Regions from separate parts of the Homo sapiens genome. Here region 1 is linked to region 2. A link is an interaction called in ENCODE POLR2A ChIA-PET data of the cell type or tissue named here. Cell type or tissue: B cell. All regions are shown on one strand. Each heading gives the region's core, and the rest is flanking DNA. Links, peaks and the distances in the headings are about the cores only. Region 1 overlaps SNW1 (SNW domain containing 1). Region 2 overlaps SPTLC2 (serine palmitoyltransferase long chain base subunit 2).

Evidence for each region. ChIA-PET counts read pairs that join two places held together with the same protein. Peaks named below come from ENCODE experiments on the same cell type or tissue, not always from the same donor. Only the 100,000 strongest peaks of a DNase experiment are listed, where the experiment ranks them.
Region 1: POLR2A ChIA-PET joins it to region 2 with 5 read pairs; 3 of 35 experiments call an interaction of 5 or more read pairs at or near these places.

What each region holds. Positions count from the first base shown.
Region 1 is chr14:77,737,279-77,740,200 of GRCh38, forward strand. It overlaps SNW1 (SNW domain containing 1), which reads right to left. Exons shown (of 14, transcript NM_012245.3): 4 at 1,688-1,783; 5 at 1,500-1,606. Among named protein-coding and RNA genes, the nearest start is that of SLIRP-OT1, 22 kb to the right of the region's middle. In B cell, for the core only: no CTCF peak of the experiment used is centred there; no DNase peak of the experiment used is centred there.
Region 2 is chr14:77,602,897-77,605,818 of GRCh38, forward strand. The region is part of intron 1 of SPTLC2 (serine palmitoyltransferase long chain base subunit 2); the gene reads right to left. Among named protein-coding and RNA genes, the nearest start is that of SPTLC2, 12 kb to the right of the region's middle. In B cell, for the core only: no CTCF peak of the experiment used is centred there; a DNase peak (open chromatin) is centred at 1,135; H3K27ac peaks cover 776 bases.

The DNA.
Region 1 (2,922 bases), core at 190-2,689, 130 kb after region 2:
GAGTGGTATTAGTTTGCAAATAACCCATCCTCATATGTTTTCCAACATGGAAGGTGCCGTGTTCAGTTTCACAGATAAGCAGTCTAGAAAATAGTACCTATTTAGTATGCCTGCATCTGAGGAAAAAACACTCATAATAATCCCAGCAGGCAACTTACGGTTAGCAGTTTTTGATTAATCATAGGTTATAAAACAGAGAAAAGAATAATGACAGCAGCCCTACCAGCTCTGAATTTTTCCTCAATATCTGTATGTGATTCAATTCTCTATGCAGATTTAGTCAAGTAAAACGCCTCAAAATTTAGAAGTATTATAAAGATATCTATTACTTATAAATGGAAAACTATAAATAATAATTGTGATTTAGGTCATATACCACAAGTAACTGTTAATTTCTAAAAACAAAAAATATAATTTGAAAATAGCATAGGGCCAGGCCGGGTGGCTCATGCCTGTAATCCCAGCACATTGGGAGGCCGAGGTGGGCAGATCATCTGAGGTCAGGAGTTTGAGACCAGCCTTGGCCAACGTGGTGAAACCCTGTCTCTACTAAAAATACAAAAATTAGCTGAGCATGGTGGTGCAAGCCTGTAATCCCAGCTACTCAGGAGGTTGAGGCAGGAGAATCGCTTGAACCCAGGAGGCAGAGGTTGCAGTGAGCCAAGATTGTGCCACTGCATTCCAGCCTGGGTGACAGAGTGAGACTCCATCTCAAAAAAAAAAAAAAAAAAAGAAAATAGCATAGGCTGGGCACAGTGGCTCACGCCTATAATCCCAGCACTTTGGGACCTGAGGAGGATGGATCATTTGAGTTCAGGAGTTCGAGACCAGCCTGGCCAACATGGTGAAACCCTGTCTCTACTAAAAAAAATACAAAAATTAGCCAGGTATGGTGGTGGGCACCTGTAATCCCAGCTACTCAGGAGGCTGAGGCAGAAGAATCTCTTGGGAGGCAGAGGTTACAGTGAGCCAAGATCACACCACTGCACTCCAGCCTGGGCAACAGAGCAAGATTCTGTCCCCCACCCCAAAAAAAAGCATAAAAAGAGGCCAAGTCTGGTGGCTCAAGTCTGTAATCTCAGCACTTTGGGATGACAAGGCAGGAGGACTGCTTGAGCCCAGGAGTTCGAAAACAGCCTGAGCATCACAGCGAGACCCTGTCTCTACAAAAAATTAAAATATTAGCCAGGCATGGTGGCATCAAGGCAGGAGGATCACCTGAGCCCAGGAGGTGGGGGCTGCAGTGAGCTGTGTTGGTGTCACCGTACTCCAGCCTGGGCAACACAGAAACTTTATCTCAGAAAACAAACAAAAACCAAAGTGGACACCTTAAAAAATTCTGCTTTCAATTGTCTGCAAAGACAGTAGACAGGCTTTGAGTCATTATTGAAAACAATGCATTTATAATGGTTGCTAAGTGGGTTAGTGAAAGAATACCATGACCCCCCAAGCTGAATCAAGTTCAGAATGAAACTAAGTCTTCTAGGCATGATTCATACCGGATATACTGAGCAGGAGCCAATTTGTCAGCTGCTCGAACTGGCATGGCTGCGGCGACCTTCTGTGATACAGATTTTTCTAAGGCTACTCTTGTCTTTTCTGTTATCTGAAATAGGAAATATCACATTGAGAGTTTGGAAGTTAATCAGGATGTAAATAGTCATCGAATATATCAATTCCCAGTTACCTCTTTAATAGCTTCTTCATCGGGCCTTTGCAGGTCTGGATCATCTGCATTCATAACCTCCTTTGGAACCAGGTCAGTGTATTTGCTATAAATGACCTAAAATGTTCAAACACAAGCAGGCTTAAGAAAAGCAAACAACGAAAAGAAACCTCATTAGCCATTTCAGATGTCAACATGCCCTCTCAGCACACTTAAAAATTTAGGACACTCAGATTTTCTCTTTTAGATTTTAAAACCAAGGAAGCTTAAAATATATAAACAAATTGCTACCCTGGCTGTAAGTTAGTAATTTTCCCTTGACCTCATGCATTTAAATTGTTTGAGATCTTCTAATCAAGTTAGTATCCAAATAAACCATGCCAACAAAATCATGCATTGATGATCACTATTTTTGAGGCCCACTAAAACTTGAAATTAATGATAATACAAATTGCCTATAGCACCATTAACCTGGATTACAAACTCATCAGAATTTAAGTCAGGTTACCAAATAATTTCCAAATTCACTGGGCCTGAAAAATTTTATTGACCTCATCCTATTTATAACGCTTCTCTTTTCTGCCATCAACTCTATTCACAGACTAAGAAAATAAACATGTGCCACAGTTAAAAAACCCAGAATGCTTTCTTCCATGAGAAGACAAAAGAAAAAAAAAAAGAAAAAGAAAAATATATTCTATATATACAACTTATTTTATATCCATTATCCAAATTGAGGCCTGTTATATGACTTCTACTATGCCCAACATGGTTTCTATTAGGCTGACACTGATGTGGTAGGCTCTTAACAAATAGAATACTGGTTACTTTCAGGTCCATCTATACTTCTTAAATATTTTCATAACAATTTACATGGCATATTTTAAAGTAAAAAAGAGATACAGAGGGGCCGGGCGCGGTGGCTCACGCCTGTAATCCCAGCACTTTGGGAGGCTGAGGTGGCTGGATCATGTGGTCAGGAGATCGAAACCATACTAGCTAACATGGTGAAACCCCGTCTCTACTAAAAATACAAAAAATTAGCCAGTTGTGGTGGCAGGCGCCTGTAGTCCCAGCTACTCGGGAGGCTGAGGCAGGAGAATGGCTTTAACCCGGGAGGAAGAGCTTGCAGTAAGCCAAGATTGCGTCACTGCACTCCAGCCTGGGTGACAGAGCAAGACACTGTATATTAAAAAAAAAAAAAAAAAAAAAAAGAGAGAGATACAGAAAATTCAATAAATAATAGGCATTCTACC
Region 2 (2,922 bases), core at 184-2,683:
TTGTCAAACGTCCTAATGATATCCTCTATAGCAAAAGAAAACCCTGGATTATATGTTGCCTTCTGTCTCTTAAGTTTCAGGAAAATTTTTTAAAAATAATTAAAATAAAACAGTTTTTATTGCACTGTAAACTGACTCAGAAGAAATGATCCTGAATAAAGGTTTCAAGAATCCCATGAAAGGACAGGGAGTAACTATGTTATAATCCAATAACAGTGAAGTAATTATTAGGAAACAGAAGCACACATTTCTGATATGAATACAAAATCACAAAAGCATAATTTCCTTAAGCAAATAAGCACATTCCAGCTGCATGCTACAGCAGGATAACAGAACCTGCCCAGCTGGTGAATGGTTTGGAACTTTATTTTTAAAAACTTAATGTCTAATGTGAACCACCCATTATTCTTCAGCAATCAAAGAACTGTTATCATGCTTTGTCCATTAAACGAACCCTATTCATTTTCAAGTGCTATGTTTCTGTTGCTCCTTAAAATCAGTTCTGCTGAAACTGTCCTTGCAATTTTACTGAAATGTACTGGCCTCTCCCTACTGCATATCACACATACTAGAGAGAACAGTTTGGAGCTTTACACAAATCACATAGGCTATACTGTGCTCTGAATGTGTATGTCCAGAAGTGTCTCCTTTTTTCAGCAGGGAAATTCTGAAAAGTAGAAGTCCATAGTTTTTCGTGTAGGCAGCATAAATTCCTTAGTTTTTGTCAGTAAGTATCTCATGTGGAATGGAATGAAAAATGTTTCCAAAACTAGCTGTGAAACACATTTATATTTTGACATTACCATTTTGCTATTGAAAACCCCCAAAAGGAGATCTTCAAGCATATATGGAGTGGAACATTTCCATTTCAGTTCAGTGGCATCCTGTACACACTGGGCACTGATGTCTGCCCAGGAGTTATCACACTGGCCACCCAAGCCTCCGCTGTAACACTTTTCCATCTCTAGATAAGCATCACGGTGTAAGAGATGCAAGAGCCTGAAGACTGGAGTACAAGTGCAGCTCTGCCACAAATTCTGCATCTTCATCTGAGTTCTCCTCCACTGCTGACACGTTCTGAGCCTGTAATACCATTCCCTCCACTCTGCCCCCACCACGTGCTCCAGTCTGGTTTTGTGGTGCACACCACTGGAGAGGCAATCCGGTTTGTGTCAACTTCCCTTCTCTGGGAATACTCCCTGATATGCAGGGATGCGCCCCTGGTGGTCACGTGTATGCTTTGTTGTGACTATATTTCCTGGACCATAACTGATTGATGCAGCACAGACACCTCTGCCGAAAGAAATCCAACAACCCTCTTTTATGGGGATTTAAAATGTCAATGGGGAGAGAGTCTGAAGGGCAGTGGGTCTCCAATGTCCTGAAGAAAGGGTTCACAAACTCCTGCCACTGAGGTCCCAAGAGCTGTGCCAATTCCTGCCTTTCTGAGACTTGTTCAATTTCATCCCCCATCCCATTTTTGTATACCTATCATCCTTCCAATAAATCACTCTTTGCTTAGTTTAACCAGACTCAGTTTCTGTTGCTCTCAACTAAAACAGTTAACAGATAATGATTCTATATTAAAATCTCTTAGAATTTCTTTTCTATATTTTTATTGGGTATTTATCATGTTAGCAGAGCCTGTAAACTTTAAGGGCTTCAAGAAATTTTTAAAAAATATTTCCCGGCCAGATGCGGTGGCTCACACCTGTAATACTAGCACTTTGGGAGGCCAAGGCGGGCGGATCACCTGAGGTCAGGAGTTTGAGACCAGCCTGACCAACATGGAGAAACCCCATTTCTACTAAAAATACAAAATTAGCCGGGCGTGGTGGTGCATGCCTGTAATCCCAGCTACTCGGGAGGCTGAGGCAGGAGAATTGCTTGAACCTGGGAGGCGGAGGTTGCGGTGAGTCAAGATCCTGCAACCACATTCCGGCCTGGGCAAAAAAGCAAGACTCTTTCTCAAAAAAAAAAAAAAAAAAAAGGTAAAATGACAAAGTCATGCACACACATGCTAATCTGGAAAGCTATAAATCAAACTGAAAACACTGGTTATCTTGTAGTGGAATGGCTGGCCACTTTGACTTTCTACTTTAAACATTTGGCCTATTTATTTATTTTAAAGAGACAGGGTCTCACTCTGTTGCTGCCCAAGCTGGAGTAGAGTGGCGTAACCATAGCTCACTGTAACCTCAAACTCCTGGGCTCATGTAATCCTCTCACTTCAGCCTCCAGAGTAGCTGAGACTATACAAGTGCCCGCCACCATACCTGGTTAATTTTTTTTTTTTTTTAGATGAGGTTTCCCTATGTTGCCCAGGCTGGTCTTGAACTCCTGGCCTCAAGGAATCCTCCCAGTTTGGCCTTCCAAAGTGCTGGAATTGCAGGCATAAGCCACCATGCCTGGCCCAGAACAAACTTATTCTTATGTCATGTTTGTGGCAACAAAAATTCAAAAAATAATGAGACTTCCAGGTTAGCTTTAATAGAGAGAGGCAAGCTAGTGCTTTCACAGTAACAACTAGATAAAACTAAATAGATTATTCAAATAAATAAATGGCTTTAAAGATTGAAGAGCTGTCTTCTATGCATAGCAAAGAGGACTAGCAGAATTAAAATTCCAGAGGGAGAAGAGGCCTCTCTAGGTGAGCTGAAAGTGCCAGCCATTTCCTCTCTCTACTTGTGGTACTTGTAGAGCTTTAGCGTGAGTGATGATAACTGGGGCTTGCCATAGGCAGAACTCCATCAAGAGAAAGAAAAACCAGCAGAACTTATGACAGCTATATGGGTTGGCATGACAGACTAAATTTCATAACAGCCCTAAATTTATGGCCAGTTTTCTACACAGGACATTCACCTCCAGGCTGGAGGCCTGAACTAGAAAACCAAAGTGAAATTAAGCACAATCTCACAGTGC